Linked DNA regions of Homo sapiens: regions 1, 2, 3 and 4 are each linked to region 5. A link is a loop called in an ENCODE intact Hi-C map of the cell type or tissue named here. Cell type or tissue: B cell. All regions are shown on one strand. Links, peaks and the distances in the headings refer to the core of each region. The heading gives the core; the rest is flanking DNA.

Region 1 (5,944 bases), core at 588-5,587, 140 kb after region 5:
ACATAGACATACAGAGGGAAGGCTCAGGGGAAAGACAGCCCTCTACAAGCCAAGGAGAGAGGGATCTGAAGAAACTAAACCTGACAGCACCTTGATATTGGATTTCTAGCCTCCAGAACTGTGAGAAAATAAATTTCTGTTGCTTAAGCCACCCAGTTTGTGGTATTTTGTTATGGAAGCTCTAGCATACTGATGCAGATCTCATCAGTCAGAAATTAGGAAAGGACTCCACGGTGACAGTTGATCTCTGCTCTGTGATACCTGGAGCCCCAACTGGGAAAACTCATAGGAAGGGGGTGACCCTATGACTGGAGGGCTGCAGTCACAGGCAAGCTTGTTTATTCACATTTGTGGCACCTGACTTGGTGGTATGTGTTGAATTTGTGTCCCCCAACTCACCCTTATTCATATGTTGAAGTCCAAGATCCCATTATCCCAGAATATGACGTTAATGTAAATAGGATTGTTGCAGATTTAATTAGTTAAGTTAGGATTAAGGTCACACTAAAGTAGGATGGCCTCTAATACACCATGACCGCTCTCCTTATGAAAAGGGGAAAGTTGGACACAGGCCCACACACACAGGGAGAACTTCACGTAAAGATGAAAGCAGAGACCAGGTGCAGTGGCTCACGCCTGTAATCCCAACACTATCGGAGGCCAAGGCGGGCACATCACCTGAGGTCAGGAGTTCGAGACCAGCCTGGTCCAACATGGTGAAACCCTGTCTCCACTAAAAATACAAAATTAGCAGGACTTGGTGATAAGCGCCTGTAGTCCCAGCTACTCGGAAGGCTGAGGCAGGAGAATCATTTGAATCTGGAAGGCGGAGGTTGCAGTGAGCTGAGATCATGCCACTGCACTCCAGCCTTGGTGAAAGAGTGAGACTATGTCTCAAAAAAAAAAAAAAAAAAAAAAAAAAACAGAGACTGGGTGATGCAGTAGAAGCCAATGAACACCAAAGATTGCCAGCAAACCACCAAGAGCTGAGAGAGGCATGAAATAGATTTTTCCTTGCAGTCTTTAGAAAAAACCAACTCTGCCAACATCTTGATCTGAGACTTCCAGCCTCCAGAACTGTGAGACAACACATTTCTGTTTGTCTCAGTGTTGTACAAGCCACTCAGTTTGCAGTACTTCGTTACAGCAGCCCTGGAGAGAGAACACAATCAGGAAGACTTCGGACCAGCACACCTATCCATGGACTTTCTGCGTATCTTCCCATGGACATTTCTGGCTTCAGGGCAGTCGGACTTCCATGACAGCTCAGGATTCCAACCACGTGTGTGTTCCAGTGAACAAGGCAGAATTTGCATCACAATTTATGACTCAGTTTTGGAATTTATTCACTGTCACTTCTACCATACTTTATTATCAAAGCACCTCACTAATTCATCCAGATTCGAAGGGAGGAGGGTTAGTCTCCATCTCTTCACGAGGGAGTGGGAAGATCCCATTGTAGACGACCATGTGAGATGAGAGATATTGTTGTGGCCACTTTGGAAAATGCAATCTGTCACTACCCAGAACTTGAAGAAGAGAGCATAAAGCATTCAACAATAGATAGAAAGAGACTAGATGAAGAGCTAGACCTATGCCTTTCTTGGGTGGAGACAGATAGAGAGTTGAGTTCTCACATCCTGAGAAAGGTGCGAGAACTCTACTCACTGCTGAGTTAAAGCCCTGGCAGTGACAGTGAAGGAACGAGACCCAGGACATATCTAGGAGGATGCCAGGGATGGGGACCTGAGACTTGCTGCCCAGATACAGTTCAGGAGATGCTAGTCCCACAGAGAAGCTCCTTACCACCACAGTGCCAGTGTGGTAGAATGAGAAAGGCTGAACGAGATATCTAGGAAGACATGCCTGAGGGCAGCCACAGAAAACCCCTACCACTCTAGCACTGGTTGGAGACAGCACACAAGAGTTCTCCTGGGAAGTGTCCCCTGGGGACAGGGTGTGTGGATGTAGCCCTGAGAGAACCAAGGACATTGGCAATGGGGGCCAGCTCCTTGATAATTCTGCATTTTTAGTGCCTTTAACTGTGGTTTTTCAGTGACACTATTCTGAGGTTTGCTTTGTTATTTTTAAATTAACATTTGATTGATTAAAATTACAAATTTTAAAACCTACTTCTACCTTTTGCTTTTAAGTGAAGCTTGTGAATAAAGTTTGCTAGTCTTGCAAACATTTATATTTGAACAATTACTTTTTAGGGGATTTTTGCTTAATATGTGATCCATTTACAAAGTTAAATACATTTAAATATTGCAAATGACATTTATACTTTTAATATATTTATTTCCACTTAAAGGCTTTCCGCTTCATGTCCACTTCAAATTTCTAACTTCCAGAGTTAGAAATTTATTAGATTTAGAAGGACTACTTAAACTTAAATATGGTGAACCTAAGTTATCTTAATTGTTCCAGTGCTATATAAAACAGTAAGATTTTTACTTAAAAATAACAAGGTAAAATCAATTACTCAATTTTTAAAAATTGGACTTATACGAGTGGCCATTTAGTCTTTTTTTTCTTTTTTCTTTTTTCTTTTTTTTTTTGAGATGGAGTCTCACTCTGTCACCCAGGCTGGAGTGCAGTGGGGTGATCTCGGCTCACTGCAACCTCCGCCTCCTGGGTTCAAGCAATTCTCCTGCCTCAGCCTCCCGAGTAGCTGGGACTACAGGCATGCACCACCACACCCAGCTAATTTTTGTAAATTTAGTAGAGACGGGGTTTCACCATGTTGGTCTCGATCTCTTGACCTCGTGATCTGCCTGCCTCGGCCTCCCAAAATGCTGGAATTACAGGCGTGAGCCACCGCTCCCAGCCCTGAGTGGCCATTTATTCTAAGTCCAGTTCTCTTAAACATTATAAACACATGAAATATAAAATATTTTATATACCCTAATATAAAATTCATATAAAATGTTAATATTGTTGCTTGAAGTCCTCAAATATTTTTATATGTAATTCCAAATCTTTCCAGTTCCACCAAGGAAACCACTCTATAACCCCACACAATATTTACAGCTAACCTTTTCAGCTTTCTTCTTCTTGCATTAGATCAAACAAGGGTCTGGGAGGCTTGGCAAGGACCAGAAGACCGTGGTGGTTGTATGCAGTGGACAACAGAGCTTTAAGGAGATGACCTCTGCCCTCTAAGTTCAAGTTATAAATGTCCTAATTCTATTGTCTGCTCAAAGAGATTGAGACTTGTATCGGGATTAGTGTTGATTAAAGTCTCTTGAAAAAGATATTGATGTATTTTAAGAAGTAAAGAAATGCAAAATCGAAAGAGAAACTTGCATTCTTTCAGATCTGTCAGTCCTTTGGCCCTAAGAATAGTAACACGCTCTGTGGTGGAACTGTGCACAGCCCTCATGGCTTCTCCAATCAGTGAGTCATTCAGCTGACACACACTGAGATGAATTTTACCTCCATGTATGCTGGCCTCTACTGACGACCACCATGGACCAAACAGCTCTGCCCAGGACCCTGCTATACTGTCCAGGAGCCTTTGTGGAATCACTAAGAGATGCCTCTTCCTCCAAGTTGAAACCACCCCACACAGGGCTCCAACTTGGAGAGGTGAGCAGAAGGGAAGAACTGCAGCTTTTGTTTGCTTCCAGATCCAGGCACTTTTTTTTAAGAGATGGGCTCTGGCTCTGTTGCCCAGGCTGGTCTTGAACTCCTGGACTCAAGAAATCCTCCCACTTCAGTTTCCCAAAGAATTGAGATTACAGGGGTGAGCCATTGTGCCTGGCCTCCAGGCACCTTTTGAGAGGCAAACAGCACAACTGCCCATGGCAGCTCTGCCCTACCTCTTTGATTCCAGAACTGAGGATAAGACCCCCAGTCTCTCAGCAACCCCTGCATAGAAGGGAAGGAGAAAAGAGAGAGGGACAATCCTGAATTAACTGTTTACTCAAAAGAGACTGAGAAAATTCAGAACTGCCAAACTACTCTGATTGGACAAGAATAAGATTCTCTAGAGAGCACAAATCGGGGCTCAAAAGCAAGGTTTTCTATAAAGTACATCTTGCATATAGATCACAGTCCTTAGCCTGTCTGGATCTCAGTTTCCACATCTGTGAAATGGGATGTTCTCTAGACCAATGCTTCTCAAATGTTATTATGCATAGAAATCAGCTAGGAATCTTGTTAAAATGCAGCTTCTCTTCAGTGGGGATAATGCAATGAATGTCTGGGATTCTGTATTTCCAGCAAACTCTCAATTATTTCAACCCCCTGGACCACACTTAATAAGTGGAGACAATTCTAAGATCTGCCACACTATGTTTACAAATTATCTGTTGTGAATAAACACCTAATTGTCTTATGCTGAGGACCTGACCTACAAAGCTAGAAATCACTTTTTAGATGAGCTCTATGTCTAAGAGCCATAAAGCTGCAATGGTTCTCTATTTTTGAAAAAGAATGGCCCTTCTCTCCCCTCTCCAGTTGCCTCCTATCCTCTCTAACCGCAATGCCATCCTTTTTTTTTCTTTTATTCATTTCACGATATCTGCAGCAAAGAGAAAAAAACAAAAGACAGTGCCACCAGAACCAAAGCTGAATGCTTGAGAGAACCTTCAGAAATATGCTTAGGGGAGGATAAAAATATATCTTTTGATAAACTTTAAATGGGTGATTGTGGAGGGTGGGCACGGGGACTGATGAACATTTTAGAGAAAACTGAGTAGATGGTGAAATATCTTAATGAAACGTGAGCATTAAACACTGAGACCACATATCCTGTTGACCAGTTCAGAAAATATGTTTTGAGACGAAACATTTGAAATAGCGATTGTCTCAGAAAATCCATAGCGAAAGGTCTCTGCGATGTTGATTTTATAGCAATTGTCACTCTTCTTCCCAGCAGGGGTGTGGGGGAAATACATAGACTGCATACATGCACACATACACGTATACTCACACATGTACATATGTATTATACACACATACACCATATGCTACACACACACATACACACACACATTCTCTTTTTTAATTGGCAAGGAACTAAAAACAAAATAACCAAGGAATGTCTTTTAATAGAAGCCTCACTTCCTTCCGCACAAACTTGTTAAGACTCTGTTAGTTACCTCCTCTCCTGCCCACCCCAAGAGACCCCGTGTGCTGTGATAGGCCTCACTTTGGTTGCTGTTCCCCAACAGACTTAGAGTCCTGAACCTGGGTCAGGCTCCAGTGCACAGAAGCCCACACAGAAGCCTGGCAGCTTCCCCTCAAACTAGAGCATCATGAAAAGGCAAGCAGTGGGGCTCCACCTTCCTTTCTCCAAAGGTTTCAGTGGGACATTGAGCCAGGCTTGCTCTTAGGGCTCCTGGGCCAGGGGTACTCCCAACCCCCAATTAGAGCAGCCTCTGTTCAGTGCCAGGACAGATAGCAGTGTCAGTCACCCACTCTTCTGCTCTTCCCAGTAGGAAACCTCATGTCGAGAGTACAAACAGATCCTCCGAGTTTTGTCACCTGCTCAATAATAAAAATGGGCCTAACTGACAAGGTTAAATGACCCTGGGCCCATGGTGCAGGGGCAGCAGCCCCTAGTCTTTGGATGTGCTTCTTTAATGATTGTCTTTAATTCTCCTAAGGAAAAGAGGATGGTTCTCCTCCCAGTTTCTGATTTTCTCTTCAGGTTTTTGATTTGGTATAACCTTAATAATTTTCCTGTGGCATCAGTGAGGGAAAATATCCATCTTGGATTCTGAAACACCCACTTCTAAATCAAAGAAACCTGTTTTAGAGTTTGTTTGTATTTAGAAAGCTAGTCCTTCCTCCCTCCTTCCCTTCCTTTTTTTCCTCTTCTCTCTCCCTCCCTCACTCCACACACATCTACCACAGGACAAAGATGAGTACTAGGCCTTATGAGACACCCAAGACACATTTCCTTTACTGGATTGTAAACTACTTGAAGGCACAG
Region 2 (5,944 bases), core at 566-5,565, 230 kb after region 5:
GCTATACATCCGTAACCAAAAAAAGAGTCCTGTTCTCAGGAGCCTCCATTCCAGCAGGAAGGGACAAAGGGACACAGAGAAGAAACAATGGCATAATAAAGAAATGAATTAAACAATGTGTCAAAAAAAAGTCACAGCACTATGAAAAAAAAGAAAAAATAAAGCAAGATAAGGGGGGCCTCAGGAGTGAGCAAATGTTAAGTATGAGGTTCAGTTTGAGGAAAGACTGGAAGGAGGTGAAGAGGGAGCCAGTGAATATGTAAATATCTAGGGGAGGACCATACAGGCAGAGGAAACAGCCCAAAGGCAGGCCTCATCTGTTGGGAGACTAGGAAATCGGTCAGTTGGAAGGAGCAGAATAAGCAAGATGAAGAGTAAAAGGAGATGAGTTGAAACATAATGAAGGTTGTCATATTGTTCGGGGTCTTGAACGCTACTGTAAAAACTCTGGTTCTTCCTTGAGTGCAATGATGGATCATTGCAGAGTTTTAGGTGAGGAGTGACCTGGTCAGACTCATGTTTTCACAGAATCCTTTGGCTTCTGTATCAGGAATAGACTCTGGGAGGTACAAGGTAGAGGCAGAGAGACCAGTTAGGAGGTGACTACAATAATTCCAGAGAAGGATGACAGAAGAGAGTGGCCCCAGAAGTTGCAGAGGTGGTGGGAAGTGGCCAAATTCTGGGTGTCTGTTGAAGACAAAACCAGCCGAGCTTCTGGCTATTTCAATTTGGCGAGGTGTGAAAGAAGGAAAGGCGGTGAGAATGACTCTATGGTTTGGGCCTCAGAAACGAGGACAGGGTTACCATCAGTTGAGATAAGGAAAGCTGAATGTAGAGTAGATTTGGGGAGTAAGATCAGGAGTTCAGTTTTGAACATGGGTTTAAAATGTTTATATGGACACTGAATCACATTTGATGGAATTTGGCTGTTTTGAGTTTCTCTAATCATGCAGCCACAGGATACTTCACTAACACTAAAGACAAGTAGTTTTGTCACTAACTCAAATTTCACATTTATATCTGTATTTGTATTTATATGTATTTTTCTTACCCACAGAAACACCATGTGCACATACCCATGCATAAGAACTTTATCATCTTCTACGCTTTTTCATAACTTGTTTAAAAATTCAGTCCTAAATGACTTAATAGATGATCTCTCCAGTTAAAGAGAACCATTTCCCTCAGTAGAAAGAGCAGTTTGTGAAATAACTTACTCCAATTAGATGATGGATGGCATCATCTAATAACTAAACAGAACTTGAGACAGGAAACTCAGAAAGTATATAAGATTCCTATGTTTTCATGTCAGGCATAATGGGGCTGGAAGATAATCCATTCTGCTTCCTTCTAATACACCAACTACTGATAACACAGGAAAAAAAACTACTTTGTGAATTATCCTTTAATTTCTTAAAAGTTAACAGATGAGACCATAAAGTAATTATACATAAATAAATACCCACATACTCCACATATATACACATGCGCATGCACACACACACGAACTTACACTGCCAAACCAATGTTTAACTCCTCAAAGTAGTTATGTTGAAAAATAACATGTGCCAATAACAATAGCACTACTTGAAATTCTTTTAAATATTTTCAGGTTGTTCAAGAATGCTTGATTTAGTTTCTGTCCAGTTAAACCACCTGGGTTTGGGTCACTGCTTTGTTGCTTACTAGCTATATAACCTTGGGCACATTTCTTAACCTCTCTCTGCCTTAATTTCCTCATCAGTAAACTAGAAATGATAGAGCTGTTGCACAGACTGAGTGACTTAATATATGAAAAGTGTTTAGAACTGTTTCATCAGGCACATAGTAAGCATTCAATAAATATTAGCTTTATATGACCCATCTTCTTCATCAGATTTGGCTTTGAGGACAGATGTGACTTTTTAGTATTTCCAAAAAGTCACTTAGAGTGTGATTATTGCCATTATTGAGGCTATTCTATAACATGTACTGCAGATTTTGTTTAATCTTCCAGCATTCTTTCATAACTTGGGGTGAATAGTTTATCTGTTTAATAATTGTGTTGTTGATGGACATGCCTATATCTTGCCATTTGAATATGCCTACTGAAGATTTTGCAGCACTAAGCTCTAAGGACATCAGCTTTTAAATAGCTACCAGAAATGCGAATCAATACAACGTTCAAATAATAAGGTTTTGGCCTTCATTTAAACCCACAGAAAGGCTATAATAAAATGCGCAAGTTGGACTGTTTAACAAAATTCCAAGCCCACTCATTCTGGTTTTTCACTTTTTACATTTTTTAATCCATCCACATATCTCATCCTCATTTCTTCTAGAGCTCCAGCTGACTTGGAAATGTGCTGCCATTTCTCTTCTCGTGACTTGTAGAAACAATCATTTTTTCCAAGGCCATACACACCAAGGCTGGACAAAGCATGTTTTCCACTGCAGCTACTCTGCTATGGAACACTGCTTTCCCTCCCTCTCGCCTCTGAAATATACCATCTTCCAAAACAAATGGAAAACCTGCCACTCAAAACAAGATCTAGTAGCCTCAGGTCTCATTTCCACTCAAACCAAATTTAGTTCAATTAACGACCCCATTGCTTCAGGTAAGGCCTGATTTAGTGCCCAGTGCTTGGTAATGGAAACTTCAGGCAGATGAGGAGAAGGAAAACAAAGACCCCCAATTTGAATTCAGATTTTAAAGTGATCCAAAGCCCAAAAAAGAATAGTTCAAAGCATAAATATCAGAAAATAACACAAACCTGGAATAATAATTTTTAAATTGACCTTTAGCTTTAAGAAGAGTTTAGTGGTATTTAGAAACCTAATTGTGATCCCATTTAATCCTAGTTGTAAACTTAATATTTAAAAGCCCAGACCTTTGGAGGCAGAGGTTGCAGTGAGCCGAGATCGTGCCACTGCACTTCAGCCTGGGTGACAGAGCAAGACTTCGTCTCAAAAACAAACAAACAAACAAACAAACAAAAACAACAAAGCCTAGACCTTTGTTGCGTTTCATACGAGGGATGTGAAATGCTCATGAATTCACTCTCCCACTGTTGGTCCCCCGAGAGCTTCAATTGGCATTTCAAACTTTGCTGCCTTAATTCTTCTACTGTGACCAGCTCTCAAAGCTCCTTTTAGTGATGACAAGTATTTCTCAAAAGCAAGCAAATGGTTCTATTTTCAGTATAAAAACAACAAAACAAAATGTATAGTATTACTGAAAGAGGAACTTGAAAAATAGGAAAATGAAGCCCCCTTGTGGACAAAAATATGTTTTATCAGATATGCACAAAATTCACTGATCATATTTGAATACAAAAATACTCAGTAGAATATATTTCAAAGTAAAATGCAAAGGATTCACCCAAGATGGCCTAACTCCAATTCCCAATTCCAGTTTGTTGGGACACAAATGATCTCTTGTACCATTGAATGACCTTGGAGATCAGCTGAAAGAACTGTGGCTTAAGGAAATGTTTTAATTTGTCAGGAGAAAGAAGTGTGTTTTAAATGGTGGGACACAGAGGTTAACATTCTGATTGCTGGCTATGAACTCCCTCCAGAGTCTGAGATGTTATCAGCAACTCTATCCCCCACGCTCCCACCTTCTTCTCCCACTTAGGCTGCAGACAGACTTTCTTGCCACCTCCTCCAGGCCCAGATGACAAGTAGGGAGAGTGAGTCATCATGCAGGATAATCCGAATGTCTTGAGAACATGCTGTTTGAAAAGTCAGAAACAGCACTGAATCTGAAGACTTTATCACATTTGCATTTGCATAACTGCCTTTGCCCCAGACTCTGCCACTAACTTTGTTATTTTGGGCAAATCGCTTAACCTCTTGATCTTTAATTCCACCTTCTTAAAATTGGAATAAGAGCAATACTCTCTTTATCTGCTTCACCAGGTCCTTGAGCTTCTTCGCTAACTATGAAGGAAGAAGTGAGAGAACACTGTGGTGCCAAACTCAAACTCGCATTCTAGCTCTGCCACTTGCTGTCCACCAGCAGCCCTTCTGCTTTGGACCTTGGAGAAGTGTCAAAGCCTCTCTGCATTGCAGATTTCTCATCTTTAAAATAAAAATCATATCCCAGAGAGTTGTTGAAGATTCACTGGGTAAATGTAAAGCGCATAGAACAATGCCAGGCACTGTAAGTACTATGTAAGTAATAACTATCATTAGGACCATGTAATGGACCATGTAAATGGTTGTTATTATTACTGTTTGATATGCTCTGAAATATAGAAATAAGAAACATCATCATCTGAAATAATCTCCTAAGTTTAAAACTTTGCCTGGAAAGAAGTAACTGGTAACCATAGCTTTGGAGAAACTATGTTATTGAAAACTGCATTCTCGTGGCTCTACTATGTTGATAAAATGCATATGCTATATCTATTAGCTTTCACAAAAAAGTAAACACACCTGATGTGTGAAAATTATTTAATAATGTTAAAGGTTATCAATTTATGAGAACACTCTGCAATTGATCAATACACACAGTCTTTCCAGAAAGTTTCTATGCTCATTTGCCATTGTTATTACACATTCTAGTGGATAAAAGAGATACCACACTCCAATAAAAAATGAGGGGCAGATATTAAAAGGATGTTTTAAGGAATCGCCACACTGACTTCCACAATGGTTGAACTAGTTTACAGTCCCACCAACAGTGTAAAAGTGTTCCTATTTCTCCACATCCTCTCCAGCACCTGTTGTTTCCTGACTTTTTAATGATCGCCATTCTAACTGGTGTGAGATGGTATCTCATTGTGGTTTTGATTTGCATTTCTCTGATGGCCAGTGATGGTGAGCATTCCTCAAGGATCTAGAACTAGAAATACCATTTGACCCAGCCATCCCATTACTGGGTATATATCCAAAGGACTATAAATCTTGCTGCTATAAAGACACATGCGCACGTATGTTTATTGCGGCACTATTCACAATAGCAAAGACTTGGAACCAACCCAAATGTCCAACAATGATAGACTGGATTAAGAAAATGTGGCACATATACACCATGGGATACCATGCAGCCATAAAAAATGATGAGTTCATGTCCTTTGTAGGGACATGGATGAAATTGGAAATCATCATTCTCAGTAAACTATCGCAAGAACAAAAAACCAAACACCGCATATTCTCACTCATAGGTGGGAATTGAACAGTGAGAACACATGGACAAAGGAAGGGGAACATCACACTCTGGGGACTGTTGTGGAGTGGGGGTAGGGGGGAGGGATAGCATTGGGAGATATACCTAATGCTAGATGACGAGTTAGTGGGTGCAGCGCACCAGCATGGCACATGTATACATATGTAACTAACCTGCACATTGTGCACATGTACCCTAAAACTTAAAGTATAATAATAATAATAATAATAATAATAATAAAAGGATGTCTTAAATGTCATAAATTGCCTACACAGGCTATCAAAATCAGCAAGGCCAATTCCTGGATGCCTCTTGGCTCTTTTTCATCAAGTCTAAATTATGTTGACATTGTTAATAGCCATTGTGATTAAATCATAAAATTTCAGTGCACAAGACTTCATCATTCTAAAATCCTGACAGCAATTTCATTCACATTATACTGTAGACACAAGGAAAGCAACACTGTGATTATACACCCTAATCTACATCCCTTTTTCTTGGAATATTTAAAATTTCATAATGTGTTATTTTTCTTCCTTCATAACTTTGGGCCACAACAGCAGTATATAAAGTGGATCAGTCAGGTTTGCAGACAGTGTGGCTGGTACTTCCATCCCAACCTCCTTTCCTGCTGAAACGAACAAGGCAGAGGCGCAGGGTCAAGGGCAGTCAGGGTTAACCAGCAGGCAGGGCTGGGACCTTGAGGAGTCACAAGGAGACTTCAAAGCTGAGGGCAACAAACCTGACTCCCCACCTAGAACACAGAGCCCTCTTACGTGTGGTAATGTA
Region 3 (5,944 bases), core at 667-5,666, 130 kb after region 5:
ATTCCAGCAAGTGGACTTCCTGTGTTCCCCAGAATCTTGACTTAGGGGCTGAAACAGCTCTGCAAATGGTGTCTGCCTGGAGTGTGGTCTGTGGACTATGAAGAGCAAGGTGCAACCAGCAGGAGCTGATGCCCACGCATCAGGCAGGTCGTGGAGGCCACGCAGGAGAGTTGGGCTTTCTCCTCCTCACATGTTGGATGCAGACAGGAAGCAACATGGTGATATTTGCAATGTAGACAGATGGAGGCAGCAATGTGAGCAGATGTGCAAAGGGTGGAGGTTTAAGACAAGAAGTCTGGACTCTCCATTAGAGGGCTGCAAGATAGGCTGTCACAATGGTGTGAATGAAAAATGTGAGAGCTTCAACTGAGGCAGCAGTTATGCCACCTTCTCCCTCTTAGTATTTGTGGTAATGCTCGGAGAAGTACACTTTTTAACCTTTTTATTTGGTAATTTGTTTCTTCTTGGTAGGAACAAAGACCTGGATACAAGCAAGGAAAATAGGGTACTTAACTAATTTCCTAGGCTACCTTAAAAACTAAGAGAAATGGAAAATTTGATGGAGAAAAGAAACATTGTAATTTGTTTGTCATAAATTACATTGTAATTTAAATGTGAGACATTAGAACAATTTAGTTTTTATTCCTGCCTATATTATTACATACCATTCTTCCTTGTTTTGAAACTCTTAACTAGGTGAGGCAGAGCTAGAAATTGTCTCCTTATATACTTTTCCTGAACAAAGGAATTCCAAATTTTTGCTGGCCTCATAGCTTTTGGAGTAAGGTTTTACAGGTATGATAAGGAGACTAAGTTCTGGCCTGATATAGCAGAAGTGAGGAATGTGATTCTTAGAAGTTTTCCTAAAGGGAGGAAGTGAATTCTTTGTTCTGTTTTGCACTGGCTTGAAGGCAGACATGGTGGCTGGCGCTTCAGTAACTATATTGGGCCATGAGCTGAAAGCACGTGTTGAGGATGTGGCACCGCAAAATAAAGAAGCCCCGCTTCCTGATCCTGCAGAACAAGGGCCAGCAAACTTTTTCTCTAAAGGGCCGAATCTTCAGTTTCGTAGACCCTACAGGTCTCTGTCACCACTAGTCAATTCTGCCATTTGAGAGTGAAAATATCCATGGAAAATATAGAATAAATGAGTTTCTAATGTTCCAATTTGTTTTTCGATAAAACTTTATTTATGGACATTGAAATTTGAATCCCTTATAATTTTCTTTTTTTAAAATTCTATGCAAGGAAACAGTAGAATCTCTCATCATTTTCAGCCATTTAAAAAAGGAATAATAATTCCTAGCTCCAAAGCTATACAAAGACCCTGGGGCCAGATTTGGCATGGGGCATGTTTTGTCCACCCCTGAAATAAATCACCATACAGCCCCAAATTGTTGATCTTTAGGCTTTACCTACAGGAAAGAGACACTTTGGTGTTGCTTCTGCTAGATGGAGTTTGCTCTGATTCAGCAAAACGAATTCCTGACTTATGATTACTAGATGCAGCAGCCCCTGGGGGTGCTCCACCCACACGCAACCCATATCAATTCTTTTCCAGCTCCGTGCACCCTTCCGGGTTTCTGTGGCTTGCTTCCAAGGCTCAAACTTGCAACTCTCTTTTAAGATAACCTTAGGTCCACTGGCACCTGTGGCTGGAAAGTTGGAAGTGCCTGAGAATTTACATGCCCTCTGGGCAGCCCTTCCCTAGAGAACTTCAAAGCCTCGCTGACTTTTGCATCTGGACGAACTCAGACAGAATTTTTACCCTGGAGTTCCCCTGTAGAATCAGGCACAGGCCTCCCTCCTCAGGACTTTGCCTGACATCACACCTTTGTTTGGTTTGCTCCCGGCTCCTGTCCTGTTTTTCCTGCTCTTTCCTGGACTTCCTATGGGAGCACTTCCTTCACAATTCACGTGCACATAGCCCTTGTCAAGGTCTACTTCTGGAAGCTTCAATCTAAGCCATAGTAATCATCCTTGCTCAAGGAGATTTTTCTCCAGACTCCAATAAAACAGAAGAAACAGCAGTCTCCTCTTTACAGAAATAAAAAGGAGTGTTCTAGCTAAAGCCCTTTTTACAGAGCAGCATAATGGGTAAGAGCAGGGGCTCCAGAGTCAGCCTGCTTATAAACAGTCTTTTGGAGCCTCAAGATTCCTCATCTGTAAATTGGAGCTAATGACAATGACAGCACAGGGGTTGTGTTGAGGCTATGTTGAATATCATGGCACTTACACATCCCATCCAGCACACAAGAAACACTCCATAAAAGTTAGTTACTATGAGCATCATTAATATGTTGTCTGAGGCATTTTGACACAACCACTGCTACTTGTAAATTCCAACACAGAATTTTCTTGGTACATAATAGAAAAACAAGTGCTATCTGCTGCTCTGTGAGAAGCTGATGATGAATTACCAAATAAGATTTTCTACTTTGTAGGTATATTTGAATATCAGTATGTCCAATTAATTCAGTATAAATATAAAGGACACATCCTGCTTGAAAATGTCAGCAATAAGTTAGGCAAATGGCTGCATTCTGAAACCAGGCATACCTGGACCATACTCCCAAATATGCTGCTCCTGTAGAGACTTCAGTATTGATTTACCCAATCAGATTGCCAATACTTACCTCCTAAGGTTATTGTGAAGATTAGACAAAACTCTGCATAAAAAACACTTAGCTACTCTTTATTAGGAATTTACTATGTTCCCGGCACTGTGCTATTGTTATCCATGCCCAATTCCCCGGAAGAGAAGTGGAAAGATTCCATACATCACTGGGATACCTTTACCCTGATGACAAAGGCAGCAATGGCACCGACTCCCAGAAGATAATCTTTTAGAAAATAATCACCTGGTTTTTTCCTCGGCCATTAGCCTTCTTGGGTCAGTTTGCTAGAAACCAACCCCCCAACAACAAAGAAACTCCAAGGAAAATGAGCCTCTTCATTGCTGCTGAAAGCAGGGGGAACTGCGTCCTCTTACAGGCTCTTTACTATGGTTGATACAAGTGAGTCTCCATTTTTTAGCTTCAGTACCATCCAGTCAATGCTTTGTAGGAAGAGCTGCATGTCGGAGTGTTAACCCGCCAGTGTTTGTGCATCTCTCTGGGAGCCCTCCTGGCAGAGCCCTCCTCTGCACCAGCACAGAGGTCTGATGTGGGACGGTCAGGCTATCAGAGCTCAAAGAGAAAACAAATCTCTTCTGTATAGGCCAGGAAGGCCTCACCAAGGAGCCTTTTTGCTCTGCTTGGGAGGGAATGGAAAGAAAAAAAGGGAAAACCACACCCTTCGAAGGCCTCAGTAAATATTTGAAGCGTGCCTAGGTTTGGCCAAATGAGAACTCCCCTTATTTAAGTATTTATGAAATGATCAAATAGCAGGATTGTATTTCCATGAGCTAGAGAGTTCTTATTTAGTGACACAGATTTTTTTTTTGTTCAAACTTTTTTCTTTTTTTGCCACATTCAGCAATTGCTATCAGATGCTGAATGTCTGTGGTCACATACTCAGCTTCCTGTTTATAAATGCGCTCTGTTTTCAGTGAGTCAGCAGTTTCTTGTTCTACAGAGAGGTAAAACTGGTGGTGTCAGGGCCGTGGGGGGTTGAATGAGCTTTGTGAATGGCCCAGTGTGTGCTGGGCCTCAGGATTTGTGTGAACAGGTACTCACACTGTCTGTGGCTGTCCATAAGCTGAAATAATTCAGCCCAGTGAGTTTGGTGGTTTCTCATCTGATTCTGTCCAAGCGAAACAAAGCCAGACACTAAAGTGGTAAGGACAGACATTAACCAGTAATAACTATTGCAATAGGGAAGAGTCCAATGTAAACTGAACTCAGCTTCAATTTGTGCAGAGGTGACTGGACTTTTTTTTTTTTTTTTTTTTTGGAGACGGAGTTTTGCTCTTGTCACCCAGGCTGGAGTGCAATGGCACAATCTCGGCTAACTGCAACCTCCACCTCCCAGGCTCAAGTGATTCTCCTGCCTCAGCCTCCTGAGTAGCTGGGATTACAGGTACCTGCCATCACACCCGGCTAATTTTTTGTATTTTTAGTAGAGATGGGTTTTGCCATGTTGGCCAGGCTGGTCTCGAACTCCTGACTTCAGGTGATCCATCCGCCTGGGCCTCCCAAAGTGCTGAGATTACAGGTGTGAGCCACCATGCCTGGCCAGACTAGGCATTTTTAGGGAAGAATGAGGGAATAGGAAGGAGGGCAAACAGAACCAGTAGGGTCAGGGAAGTGAAAAATTACGAAGGGCTGTTCAGTATAAATGCAATCAGACCAGCTGTGCCTGCTAGCTGGCAGTTAGGAAAGTTAGGATTCTATCCTCTCTGAGACTGGGAGACAGAGGTCCTTACCCTTCCTGATGATTACATTCAAAGGAATAGCTTTCAGGGCCTTGAGAAACACACTCCTGGGTTGTAGGAGATACATATACATCTCAAAGGTTACAGAGAACTCAAAATTGCCCTTCTTAGTAAGTGCTCTACGAAAGAGTGGTCAGGCTAGTTCCAGGTGTGGGCTAGAGCAAGCAGTAAATCCCCCTGGGCAGCCTTGAGTTTTCTCAGGCAGGCATCCTTAAGGGGGTAGGAGCATCCTGGGGATGTGGCCTTGAGGTATTGGAAACCTTATTAGCGATTGTGCAAGTGTTTTAGAGCAAGGCTGAGGCCTGGCTGAGAAGAGGGCTCAGAAGAGCCTGACTAGAGTTTGCTCAAGGTCAGAGTCTTTGTCACTGTGAGGCAGCCCAGGGTCTGTCTTTGGCACTTCACTCACTTGCTTTGGTGCTACTGCTTCCTGACCTCGCCTACCAGTCCCGTTGTCAGCTGCAGTGGCCTCCAGCTGCCAGGTGGGCTGGAACTTCAAACGACTGATGTCCTTGAAGAGCCTGGGAGTTCTGGACTTTCCTGCCTCCCCTCCCTTGGCCCCAGCACACACTGCTCCATCTGCCCCTCCTTCCACACCCTCTTGTAAGCCAGCTCCACATCGCCTTTGGAATTCGGTTTTTCCTTCATCTCTTCGTGTGAAAGCCTCCCCTGAGCTCCAGTACCTGGGTTTGGCATTCCCACAACACCAAGCTCTTCTCTCCTGGAGCATTTATTGCACTGTATTTCAGAGAATAGTTAAGCACTGGTTTCCCCCACTAAACTGTAAGCCATAGGAGAGCAGGGACTAGGTGCAATTCAATCAGCAGGTGCTTACTAAGTGCTTGCTGAGGAGTGGATGGGTGGTACCTGTCCTTTGATGCCTCCTCTCAGGACCCTGTTCTTAATGATTGGGAACACAGGCTCTGGGTTTGAATCCCAGCTTTTCCAATTACTCGCTGTGTGACCTTGAGCAAGGTGCTTCACCCCTCTTTGCCTAAGTCATCTCGACTGTCAGGAGGGTAGATGATGATCTCCATCTCACCGGCTGTGAGGGTTAAAGGTGTTGTATGTGTACCTGCTTGGAAGAGAGCCAGGCACAAGGAATCTTCAGTATTATTACCATTGTGTGTTCCAAGGAGGCCATCGGCTACTCTGCCAATGATTCATTGAGTGAATAAACGCCCAACAGGGCATTGGCCTTTACTGCTTCTGTTTTCTAACCGAGAAGAATGACTTTGAGAAACTCAATACCTTACTCCCCACCGAAGCCTGGCTGGCTGGTGTTCTGATGTGGGGCAGGTGCCACGTGGAGCCATGGAAGCTGAAGGGCAGAGCTGTACCTGGCCAGGACACTGCCTCCGCCTCAGCAGCTTCCCTCTCTACTCTCCCATCTCTGTTTCCCCCAGAATTGCCTGCGCTCAGGTGCAGCTTTCCTCCCCTGCCCGTTCCAACCTGGACCCTCCCCACAAACTCTCTCACACTCTCTCTCTGTCTCTCTATCACTTACACCCTCGCACGCACATCCTTGCAGGCACACTCACACTCTCACATGCACACTTTCACGTGTATATT
Region 4 (5,944 bases), core at 487-5,486, 64 kb after region 5:
CTTGTCCAAAGCCAGGCTTTTCCAGAAAGTGCACATTCCTCTTCTGATCTTGCATCGTGCCAGAGAGGCAGCTCTGTTTAAATAGCAATAGTCATAGTTGCTTAATGCCTGTTTCACACCGTATACTGTGAGGCATTATTTCTGCTTTTCACAATCACTGCAAGGAAAGTGCTGCTATTCAAATTTTAAATACAAAGAGGTCAAGTAGAGAGGTTAAGTGATTTCCCCAAGGCCACAATGAGTGGTAAAGCTAAGACTCAAACCCAGATTGGTTGGAATCAAGCCTAGGCTTGTCTTGTGTAATACAGTTCAGTATTACCCAGGCCCTGGAACCGAAATCTGCGTATGAACAGCTCTCTTAGGACATATTCAAATATTTTCATCCTCTTTGCTGAGAATTTAAGAGATGAATGTGGACTCCCAAACACACACAGCCTCTTGAGTCCTGGCATAAAGTCTGTTCTCAGACTTCTTTAGATAGATTTCACACTGTCATCATTTTCTAACCTAGGGTAGCTTCCACCTCAAGTACAATAGGAATATATTCTAGTAGTTGATCAGTTCAAATTTCCTGCATTTCCACGGCTCATTCTTGGCTCAGAAAACCCTGAGCCTACTCAGGCTGAGGGGGACCCCCCTCTTGTGCTTCCAGGTGTCACATGATTGAAACCACTTTTGCAAAGATTATGACAGCAAGAGAGGTCTAGCATGGCTGACTCCATCTTGCTTCTAGTCTCACAGGCTGACTGTCCTTGCTCATTCCTGGGCATACGCCAAGCTAACTATGGAAGGAATTTAGTTTACAGTTTAACTTTAGAACAAGGATGATAATAGTCCCTCCCTAAAACTAACCTCCTTCTTGCTGAGGGACAGAAGCTGCCTTTGTAAAACTAATGAAAGGCCATGAGATTAGGATTATGGAAGGGGCCTGAATTCTGCTAAAATGTAGGCATAGTTTTTATAATCCCTATGCTGGAGAGCATGTGGCCAGAGGCCATAATATTTGTGACTTTCACAATTATTGCTACAGATAACATCACTATTGTATAACCTAATATTGGTCTTTTGAGACGTTTTTCAGACTTTTGCATTCTGGCAACTGACTGACCCCACCTGGACACGTAACTCATGTCTTAATCACACCTGTGGTCACAACCCAGAGGCAGATTCAGCACACGAGGACCATTTTTCACACCCTTATGATTTCATCCCCAACCAATCAGCAGCACCCATTCCCTACCCACCTGTCCACCAAATTATTCATAAAAACTCTAGCCTCTGAGTTCTCGGAGAGGCAATTTGAGTAATAATAAACTCCTGTCCTTCTGCTTGGTCAGTCTTGCATTAACTAAATTCTTTCTTTACTGCAAGACTGCTGTCTCAGTAAATTGGGTTTATCTGTGCAGCCAGCAAGAAGAACCCATCAGGCAATCACATTAATACCCCTGTGAAAGCCCTTTCCCTGAAATCAACATTTCTTGCTATCTTGCTTTTTCCTGTCCCACAGCTCTGTTTCCATTTAGGGATTCCTGTGCAGCTGACTCTCACATCTACCTCCAGGGTGGAGCCTGTGACCATCTTTTGGTCATGTAATTGATTAGCTCAGCTTAGCCACCAGCCCCACCCTGAACCACACTGAGTCTCAGGACATTTTCCAGGAGTGCTGGGGCAAAGACACATTCTTTCTCATGGGATCTGAAAAAGGAAGCATGTTTCTCTGAGAGTTGCTTATGGCCATTTTGGGACTCTGAGCAGGGTCAGCCTTAGAATGCAGCCAGTATCCCAGAAGGCAGGTAGAGAAATGGAAAAGAAACCCAATGGCTGAGCTGCTGGGAGTGAGCTTGTCTTAGGCAAACCTTCCTTGAGAGTTTTCAGTCATGTGAGCCAATCAATTTCCTTCCTGGTTTGAGCCTGATTGAGCCAGATTTTCTGTTGCTTGCAATACAAGCATCTTACATCTACATTTTGCAATAATGGTCAAATTTTTTGTTGTCTCTCTCCCTAGATTGTGAGCTCCTTGATCCCTAAGAGAAAATTGGTTGAAGGAATGAAAGGACAAAAAGATAAAAGGAAAAAGAAATCAGTTGCTCATGTGTGTTGAGGACTTGTTTAAGGCCATTACCATTTAACTAGCTATTCACTGCTCTTCCTGATTCATGGACATTCCAATTAAAGAGCTGGATCCTTTGAGAAATCTTCAATACCAATATCCATGGTCAGGAACAGTGCTCATTTAGCAGAAAGGAGGTCAACTCCACCAGAACTTATGAAATCTGCAGAGCAAGGAATAACTCAGAGAATCTTGCAGATGAACTTGCATTTCTTATCATGTGATAAACAAAGAAACTTTAATTTATCCATCGTAAATCAGGGTCTTGGAAATAAAGCATGGGGAAATGGATGTCTATAGGAGCCCTCTGCAGAAATGTTGCCCCTTGACTCCAAGCTCAGAGAGGCTTGTATTTGAAGATGTCAGCAGCCTCCCGCTCCACAAATGAATCATGAGAAGGAGGGAATGAAGGTGGTTGAAGTAGGTGTGGGCCTTTCATCCTCTACAGTATGCCTATCGTGAGTATCTGATGTTGTTATGTGCACTTATGTGTACTTGCACACATGCACCCATCTAAAACAACATTTTCTGTTGGGAGTTTCAAAAGAAAAAAGTGAAGCTGTTACTGAAGCCCCAGAAGAAAAGATTTGCATAAATGGGGATGGATTTCTTGCAATCTCCCCTGGTGCTGCTTGTCCCAGTCCTTGCCCCACCCACCTACTACACACACAGGAACAGCTCTTCTCTGCAAGAAATGCTAGACAGGAGGAAGTGCCCTGGCCTTGACCTCCTGCTTTCACAGCATCACACATCAGTGGTGGTGAGTGCCGTGGAGGAAGCATTGCATGCATAACTGAGTTAGCAAATAGGAAAGAGGGCTTTCAGAGAGTAGTGGGGAGAAGAGGAAGGGTGGCAGAAAGTATTGCTGCAAGAACTAAGCTCTAGGCCTGGCACTGCCACCATATCTGAGCAAGTCCTTATGCTTCTCTACACCTTGATTTCTTCAATGGCAAACTGGGGAGATTCTGGGTAACAAGATAAGGCATGATGTCTGCTACCACATGGAAATAAGAAGGAGCACAAAAGCCATTTTTCCAGCTCCTCCAGGGTTTGTCCCACCACCACCACCAGCTACCAGGGAGACTGTGCCCTGAATTCCTTCTTTTTTTCCCATAGATGTTCAACAGCCTCCTCCACACTCAGAGTGTCTCATTTCCAGAAGACTCATGACTCCTGCCATGCTGTCCCATCTATGAATAGAGAAAAGGAACATTTACTTGGTACTCCAAAACTGTGGGGATCACAACGCAAAGACCACCTGAAAGAGTGTCACAAAGAAAAATACACCTGTAAAAGGCTACTAACCAGCTATCATCCTATCAACAGCCGCACACTCATTCACTCATTTACTTGTTCAACAAATATTTATGTCGAAGTTAATCACTTACTCAACAAATAATTATACTGCCAGGATCTGGAGGTACAAGAGTAAATAAAGTATAGAAATTCCTTTTTTGCTGTTTAGTTTAGTAGGAGATACAAGTAATAAAGCAACTTTAAAAGCACTATAATTAGATTGCCTTGGATAGAAAGTTATAAAGTACTATTATAGTGCACATCATGGTGGGGGCAGTGGGTTGCTCCTAGTCTGTCCAAAGGAAGGTGGAAGGGTGAGCAGCAGAAGTGATCAGGGAAAGAAGAGGTGGGGTTGGGTCTACAGAGAGTGTTCCAGGCAAGGAACAGCCGGGTGAGGCCTGAAGGTGAGAGTGAGAGAGGACAGGTGGGTTGCAACAGAGATTGTTTGAGGACAAGTGTGTGGAAGCGGGGAAGCCTGAATAAAGTGGTGGTAATAGTGTACTTCGGTAGATTCTTGGGCAAGAGCATGACCTTACAAATATACTTTAGGAAAAAAAAAACAGTCTGTTTTCTATATTCAGCATGCATTGGAAGTGACAGAGACCAGAGGTAGGGAGAAGGGCAAGGGGATTTTAGTAGTAATGAGGACAAGGACCAGAGTGCTATCCCTGAAAACAGAGAATAAAGAACAGGTAGAGCAAAGACATGGAATCAACCCAAATGCCCATCAATGACAGACTGGATAAAGAAAATGTGGGACATATTCACCATGGAATACTATGCAGCCACAAAAAGGAATGAGATCACATCCATTGCAGGGACATGGATGGAGCTGCAAGCCATTATCCTCAGCAAACTAACACAGGAACAGAAAATCAAACACCGTATGTTCTCACTCGTAAGTGGGAGCTGAACAATGAGAACACCTGGACACAGGGAGGGGAACAACACACACTGGGGCCTGTTGGAGGGTGGGGTAGGGGGAGAGCATCAAGATAAATAGTTAATGCACACGGGACTTAATACCTAGGTGATGGGTTGATCGTGCAGCAAACCACCATGGCACACGTTTACCTATGTGACAAACCTGCACATCCTGCACATGTACCCCAGAACTTAAAATAAAAATAAAAATTAATTAAACAAAAAAGAACAGACAACCAATAGGCTGTCTTTCAGCTTAGCCTATGCTGTACTAGGAGAGCCTGGGAGAGAACTCTGTTTAGAAATAAACAAGCCCAGGGATTGCCATCTATTTGCCCTGTATTCACTTGGACTTATTTATCATAGTGCTTTTTCAAACTGTGTTCAAAACTCCCTGGGGTTTTCCAGAGGTGCTTTAGAGACCCAATTCAACCATGTTGGCCTATTTTGGACAAACAAAGGCTTGAAAATCACCAGCATACCTTTTCACAGTGTACATGCTCTGTCCGAGGTCCAGTGCTCTTGGTGGTTATTAAAAGTGGATTTGTGTGTGTGTATCAAGACTGCCACGCACTCTCAGAAGTTCACTCTGTGCCCCCCTTCAAGCCCCTCTTGAAGACAGGAATCTCTCTATTTCTGGTTGTTCTGCCCCTGCCCTCCCTACCTAAATCCAGACCCTACTCAAAAAGGAAAATGGTTTCTCAGCATTCCTCCCCATGTTCATTATCTGGCAGCTCTTCTCTGGAGGTTGGAAAGAATTAATCCATTATTGTTGTCAACACAATCATAATAAGGCATGAAAATGAAGTGATGAGATCTTTTTTTCAGTCAAACCTCTTGAAGAGAAACAGAAAACAAAAACAGCATTTTATCTTTGACTAGAATGATTATTTCTCAAAGGAAATAACTTCAGTCCCGTACTTTGTGGGAGGAAAGGCACAAGATGTGGAGGATGTCCAGGCACTGTGCCTGGCTCACAGACATTGTTCATAAATGTTTGGTTCATAGTTTCTTTCATTCATTCTATAAACATAAACTCTGATCTCTAGGAGGAGGATTTTATTTGCCTCTTGAACTATCTCTTGACAAAGCCAAGTCACCACACAAATGATGCAGGCAACTGCCAGCTGGTTTGCAAATTTCCTGAGTTGCCCAAGTACAGCACAGTGAGCATGAAAATCAAAGGCTCTCAAACCTGGAAGGAACCTTTAAAAATGACCCGAGGTCAATTGCCCAGGAAAATCCCTGCCAAGTGCTGCAAGTTGAGGTTGGAAGTGTCCAGTCTCTCTGATGCAGCCAAGTCTGTCTTTGGACAACTCTGTTAGAAGGCTCTTCCTGATATTGAATTGAAATCTATCACTTCATAGCTTTTCTTTATTCCTCCAATAAATCCTGTATGAGAGACCAGGAGGCAGAACAGAATCATTCAAATCCTCCTTCTTGGCAATCTGTTGAATATTGGAAGACAGGGGCCAAGTTCTCTGAGTCTTCTTTTCTCCAAGGCCTCTGTCTCCTAATCTTTCAAACATTTCCATGGGATAAGATTTTCAAATTATCTTGGTCCTTTTCCCATTAAGAAGCTTTACTTTTCTACTCTTAAAATAGGCTGCCTAG
Region 5 (5,944 bases), core at 445-5,444:
AATTTGTTTAACCATTCACCTGTTGAAGGACATTTCTGGCCTTTCCACTTTTTAGCTATTACAAATAAAGCTGCTATGGGCCAGGCACTGTGGCTCATGCCTGTAGTCTCAGCACTCTGGGAGGCCGAGGCAGGCGGATCACTTGATGTCGGGAGTTCGCGACCAGCCTGGACAACATAGCAAAGCCCCATCTCCACAAAAAAATACAAAAATTAACCGGGCGTGGTGGTGGATGCCTGTAGGTCCAGTTACTCAGGAGGCTGAGGCAGGAGAATTGCTTGAACCTGGGAGGCAGAGTTTGCAGTGAGCCAAGATCATGCCACTGCACTCCAGCCTGGGTGACCGAGCAAGACTGTCTCAAAACAAACAAACAAACAAACAAACAAAAATAAAGCTGCTGTAAACTTCATGTGCAGGGTTTTATGTGAACATAAGTTTTCCTTTCCCTGTGATTAAATGCCCAGGAGTTCAATTGCTAGGTCATATGGTACTTACATAATTGCTTTTTAAAGAGACTGCCAAACTATTTTCCAGAGTAGTTGTACCATTTTGTGTTCCTATCAGCAATGTTTGAGGGATCCAGTTTCTCTGCATCCTCATCAGCATTTTATATGGTCACTATCTTTTTCTTTAGCCTTTCTGATAGGTGTGTGGTCATATTATGGCTTTAATTTGGCTTTCCCTAACGGCTAATGGTACTGAACATCTTTTCATGTGCTTATTTGCCATCCGTATAGCCTCTTTGGTGAAATGTCTCTTCATGTCTTTTGCCCATTTTCTAATATGAACTGTGCTTTTTATTTTTTATTTTATTGTATTATTTTTAAAGTTTTCTTATTTAAAAATAGAAATGGGATCTCACTATGTTGCCCAAGCTGGTCTTGAACTCCTGGGCTCAAGTAATCCTCCCACCTTGGCCTCCCAAAGTGCTGGAATTACAGGCATAAGGCACCACACCCAGCCGCCATGCTTTTTAAATAATGGATTGTGACCTGTTTGTGTACTGACAAGTACTTACTGGGATATGGAGATAGCCTGAGCTGTTTAAATAGTGTTATGAAATCAGTGTTGAAATAAACAGTTGAAGAAGGAAGGATGACTGGTGTGTCTGTGTGGGGGTGTATATGTGTATGCATAGTTGTGTACGACTGTAGCAGGTATTAATCTTAGTTCCCTATATTCAAGTGTGCATCACTTTATTTTCTTTAAATCATCTGAGTACCCATCCTCCTAGGCTGGTGGGAAATTCACACTCAGCCCTTGGTGTCTCTCCCTGCCCTCCAAAGTGTGTAAAGGTCATTAGGTCTTATTAAACACTCTGGCACAGGGAAGACTGTCACTCTAGTTTACAGCTGTGGGTCCACACTGTTTTCCACTAAAGCACCAGTCCATTGTCCCAACCTGTATATCTCATGCTGGGCAGCTCAGCTGCTAATTCCCCGTTCTTAGTGCATAGGACTCTGTGATGAGGTTGGGAGCATCTAATCTCCCATGTTTCCTCACAGCCTCTGAGGTCTTGACACCTTCTCACAGTCCAGTAGAAATTTCTGCAATGATGGAAATGTTCCATAACTACTCTGTCCAGTATGGTAGCCACTAGACATATGAGGCTATAGAGCACTTAAAATGCAGCTAGTGCCACCGAGGAGCTGAATTTTTAATTATATTTAATTTTAATTAATTTAGAACTTTAAAACCACACATGGATATTAACTATTGAGGTGGGCAGTACAGCCTAGGGGGTACTGCCACATTCTTGGTTATGATTTATCCTTCTCTTTTGGCTTTCTAACACCTGAAGAAAATCTCTCTTCCTTTCTTGTTGTCCCCAAAACACATCTTATCTCTCCTTGGGGACGTCATCCGCAATCTCTATGATGGTATTCATTTTCTATTTATTTACTTATTTATTTATAATATCTTATTTTTAGAGTCAGAGTCTTGCTATGTTGCTCAGGCTGGCCTCCAACTTCTGGCCTCAAGTGATCTCCCACCTCAGCCCCCTAAAGCTTAATTTTCATAAAAAACTGAAAAAGCCTCAAATCCTTCTATTTGTCCCACCCTGCAAAAGGGCTGAGATAAAAAAAATGCCAAGGATTTGGCTACCTCCTTGAAATTGAAAAGAAAGAAGTATAGGGAAGACAAACGTGAGCCAATATGTCAATAAATTGCCATGCCGTGGTGATATAGTTTGGATGTTTGTCCCTGCCCAAATCTCATATTGAAATGTAATCCCCCACATTGGAGGTGGAGCGTGGTGGGAGGTGGAGCGTGGTGGGAGGTGATTGGATCATGGGAGTAGATTTCACATGAATGGTTTAGCATCATCTGCTTGGTACTGTCCTTGGAATAGTGAGTGAATTCTCGTGAGATCTGGTCATTTAAAAGTGTGTGGCACCTCCCCTCCTCTCTCTCTCTGTCTTCCTTACTCCTACTTTCACCATGTGACATGCCTGCTTTCCCTTCGCCTTCCTCCATGACTGTAAGCTTCATGAGGCTTCCCAGAAGCTGAGCAGATGCCAGCACCATGCTTCCTGTATAACCTGCAGAACCGTGAGCAAATGAAACCTCTTTTCTTTATAAATTACCCAGTCTCAGGTATTTCCTTATAGCAATGCAAGAACAGACTAACACACACAGTAATACAGTATGACTTAGGTAGGTATCTGAATGATGTGACACCACCCTTGTGTCACATCTGTCAAGAGCTTCAGTCTAATGTGTGTATAGCACTCCGTGGTTTACCAAACCTCACACCACTGAACATGTCGCTACATTGCTCCGACTTTACACACAAAGGAATGGAGGTTGGGAGCAGTTAGCAGAAGCTTAAGCAAGTGATTTCTGTAACTATGGTGAGACTTGAATCCACCCCTACACAGCATCCTGGGCTGGCCACTCTGCAGGGCAGATGGAGAGTGATTTACAAGCAGAGTTTTCCGCTCAGCCAAGATTGGAGATTCAGATGCTTCCCCTCTTGGCCATATTTTCTTTTGCAAATAATCAGGCAAATAACCTGATCAGGCAAATAACCAAAGAGATTATTTGCATAATGTTATTGCTTTGGTGTGTTATTTGTTGGAGTGTGTTAAATAACCACGAATGTTTATTAGTCAGCTCTTCCTCTGCCAGCAGAAGAATGTGGTCCCTGAGATACTTTCACATCCTGTTGTGGTGTTGAAGTAATTAGGAGGGTGTAACAGGGAGGGGGTTAACCCTTGTTGCAGCCCTGGCTGAGGGGAACATATAGATACAAGCTCGTTAAGAGCACAGTCAGTTAGTAGCCTGACATTAGTCCTTGAGAAGTTACCCTTAATCAGACATCCAAATTTCCCTAACATTGTCTGATTCTTTAGGAAAATACAGAATCATCTATTGGCTACGTTTACAAATGTTTTGGTTGATTTCTATGGTCACCCTCTACCCTAATCCAGAACAGAACAGACTGAATATTTAAGGATCATCCTATGTAAATTCAGTTCATTCAACCTCTGCTTTTTAAAAATCTCCTCCTTATGGGTGTTTGCCCCATAATCTTTGCTTACTTTCCAGGTGCTGAGCTTGACCTGCTGAGGAGTCTGTCAGTCTCAGGCTGCTGCTAGTCCCTTGATAAGATAGACGCATTTCCCTGAGAGATATATTTTAAACATATCACTTCCTTCTGGTTTTTAAGATCATTCTGCTGTCTCTTGAACATCTTCAAGGTAGCCCTAAGCCTGCTGGCCTCACCCGCCCCAGTAGGAAGCATGCCCAAGATGGTCCTTTCCCCACCCAGAGAGAGAATCACCATGCCCTGTCTCCTGAACATGACTTTGACTCTACAGTCAAAAAAAAATCCCTTGGGCCTTTGTTTCCTACTTCACCCTGCGGGTCCCAGGGTAGTCTGCTCTCTGTTGTCCTCCAGGTCCCCTTCTAGATTCCATTCTCCTGCTGACTAATGGTGTCTGGAATGACGTTCTAGAAATTATTTTCCTCTCCAGGAACAACTTAAGGGGAGGAAGAAGAGGATGCCAGCTAGGAAATCGTGTCTACTGATTCCTAGTTTGTCTTTCACTTGCCTGGAATGGTAACCCCAGATATTTCCAAGAGGTTTCAGTCTATACCTACTTTAGCTTATTCCTGAAAGCATAAACGCCACTCACATAAGCCTTTATCTGGTAAAAGAAAGGAGAAGTGGGGGTGGGGGCTGGAAATGATGGGGAAGCAACTTGACTGGTTTGAGGGGGGATGTTTACAGTGTTGGGGTGAGGCAGGGTGCCTGGAGCAACACATTGTGAATTCTGGAATTTTCTTCTTCTTCTTCTTCTTCTTTTTTTTTAATTAGAGACAGGGTCTTGTTCTGTACTCCAGGCTGGAGTGCAGTAGCACAATCATAACTCACTGTAACCTCAAACTCCTGGACTCAAGCGATCCTCCCGCCTCAGATTCCCAAGTAGCTAGGACTACAAGTGTGCTTCACCATGCCTGGCTAATTTTTAAATTCTTTAATGTAGAGATGATGTCTCACTATATTGCCCAGACTGATCTTGAACTCCTGGGATCAAGCGATAACTTGTTGTTATAATAGTTAATATTATTGTTAGTAATGAGCTATTCCTAATAAGGACCATTCAAGTTATTGCTTTGGCAGAGGAGCAATTAAAGAGTAGATTCTTTCCAATTTTCCTCTTAGAGGGTGGGAATTTTTTTTTATTTTTTTTTTTTGAGATGGAGTCTCACTTTGTCACCCAGGTGGGAGTACAATGTCGTGGTCTTGGCTCACTGCAACCTCTGCCTCCCGGGTTCAAGCGGTTCTCTTGCCTCAGCCTCCAGAGTAGCTGGGACTACAGGTGCGTGCCACCACACCCGGCTACTTTTTTTGTGTGTATTTTTAGTGGAGAGAGTGTTTCACCATGTTGGCCAGGCTGGTCTCGAACTCCTGACTTCATGATCTGCCGGTCTCGGCCTCCCAAAGTGCTGGGATTACAGGCGTGAGCCACCGTGCCTGGCTGAGGGTGGGATTTTTAAACTTGGATTTTATCGGCATACGCACTGGGGCTTACGTTTGTCATAAACACTAGAAAAAACAAAACACTGTCCACTTAATTTGAAGGCAACAAGGCATGGTGCAGCTGATCTGTTTTCCAAAGCTGCAGCCATAGGTCCCTTTTCCTTCTCCACTGTCACCCGAGCCATGTTCCTAGCTGGTCTCTATTACAGTCTTCGCCAAGGACAAACTCTGACTCAGGAGACAGTGACAGGAGGCAATCTGTCATGTTTCTCAGTCAGTGACACTCTCCCAACCAGCATCACTCAACCCACCCTCACCCCAGACACTAGATTCCCACCCTAGGGCAGCTAATCCAGACGTAAGGCATCTAATCGGAGACCTTTTCCCTTCCTCCTTTTCATTCCATCCCCCACAGCAAAGCTGTCATCTTGTGTGTTAAACATTCCTGGCCTTGCCAAGTAACTGAATAATGGGATAAGCTGCTTGTATTGTGACAATGGGTTGTAACAGCCAGAGCCTAGGATGGGAGCGGTGCTCATGCCTTCAAGGGCAGGTGGGTACCAATGTGAGATGTTGGGTATGCCATAATTGGGAAATACTGGGCTGACGGCAACTTGGGTAGCAGCAAAAACTCTGCCTATAGGGATTATCTTAGTTCGTTTTATGCTTCTATAACAGAATTCCTGAAACTACGTAATTTATAAGAACAGAGATTTATTTCTTACAGTTCTAAAGATTGGGACGTTCAAGGTTGAAGGGCTGGCATCTGGCAAGGGCTTCTCGGTGCATCATCCCATGAAGGAAGGCAGAAGGTCAAGAGATCACGCACATGAGAGAAAGAGGGAAGGGGCTGAACTCATGCTTTTATCCGGAAGCCACTCCTGCAATACAGGCCTTAATCCATCCAGGAGGGCTCTGCCTCTTCACCCTCATGACCTACTCATCTCTTAAAGG

What was found. A loop is a pair of places that touch in the nucleus more often than their neighbours do. Peaks named below come from ENCODE experiments on the same cell type or tissue, not always from the same donor. Only the 100,000 strongest peaks of a DNase experiment are listed, where the experiment ranks them.
Region 1: a loop joins it to region 5, with 5 times the contacts of the local background. A loop is called at or near these places in 3 of 110 quality-filtered maps.
Region 2: it touches region 5 in a loop (14-fold over the local background); 3 of 110 quality-filtered maps call a loop at or near these places.
Region 3: it touches region 5 in a loop (17-fold over the local background); 3 of 110 quality-filtered maps call a loop at or near these places.
Region 4: it touches region 5 in a loop (9-fold over the local background); 2 of 110 quality-filtered maps call a loop at or near these places.

Annotation. Positions count from the first base shown.
Region 1 is chr5:54,749,865-54,755,808 of GRCh38, forward strand. No RefSeq gene overlaps it. Among named protein-coding and RNA genes, the nearest start is that of LINC02998, 8.6 kb to the left of the region's middle. In B cell, for the core only: no CTCF peak of the experiment used is centred there; DNase peaks (open chromatin) are centred at 3,437 and 5,187; H3K4me3 peaks cover 2,417 bases; H3K27ac peaks cover 3,029 bases.
Region 2 is chr5:54,842,080-54,848,023 of GRCh38, forward strand. It overlaps the pseudogene CSPG4BP. Among named protein-coding and RNA genes, the nearest start is that of LINC02998, 100 kb to the left of the region's middle. In B cell, for the core only: CTCF peaks have their summits at 3,290 (motif pointing left) and 3,492; a DNase peak (open chromatin) is centred at 3,242; H3K4me3 peaks cover 469 bases; H3K27ac peaks cover 498 bases.
Region 3 is chr5:54,740,998-54,746,941 of GRCh38, forward strand. LINC02998 (long intergenic non-protein coding RNA 2998) reads right to left here and starts at 3,261. Exons shown (of 3, transcript NR_104658.1): 1 at 2,862-3,261. RefSeq lists an enhancer at 3,483-3,627 and a cis regulatory region at 3,550-3,560. In B cell, for the core only: no CTCF peak of the experiment used is centred there; a DNase peak (open chromatin) is centred at 3,544.
Region 4 is chr5:54,671,162-54,677,105 of GRCh38, forward strand. The region is part of intron 1 of LINC02998 (long intergenic non-protein coding RNA 2998); the gene reads right to left. Among named protein-coding and RNA genes, the nearest start is that of LINC02998, 70 kb to the right of the region's middle. In B cell, for the core only: no CTCF peak of the experiment used is centred there; a DNase peak (open chromatin) is centred at 2,870; H3K27ac peaks cover 3,548 bases.
Region 5 is chr5:54,607,573-54,613,516 of GRCh38, forward strand. It overlaps a transcript of SNX18 not described here. Among named protein-coding and RNA genes, the nearest start is that of SNX18, 93 kb to the left of the region's middle. In B cell, for the core only: no CTCF peak of the experiment used is centred there; a DNase peak (open chromatin) is centred at 3,149; H3K4me3 peaks cover 987 bases; H3K27ac peaks cover 1,428 bases.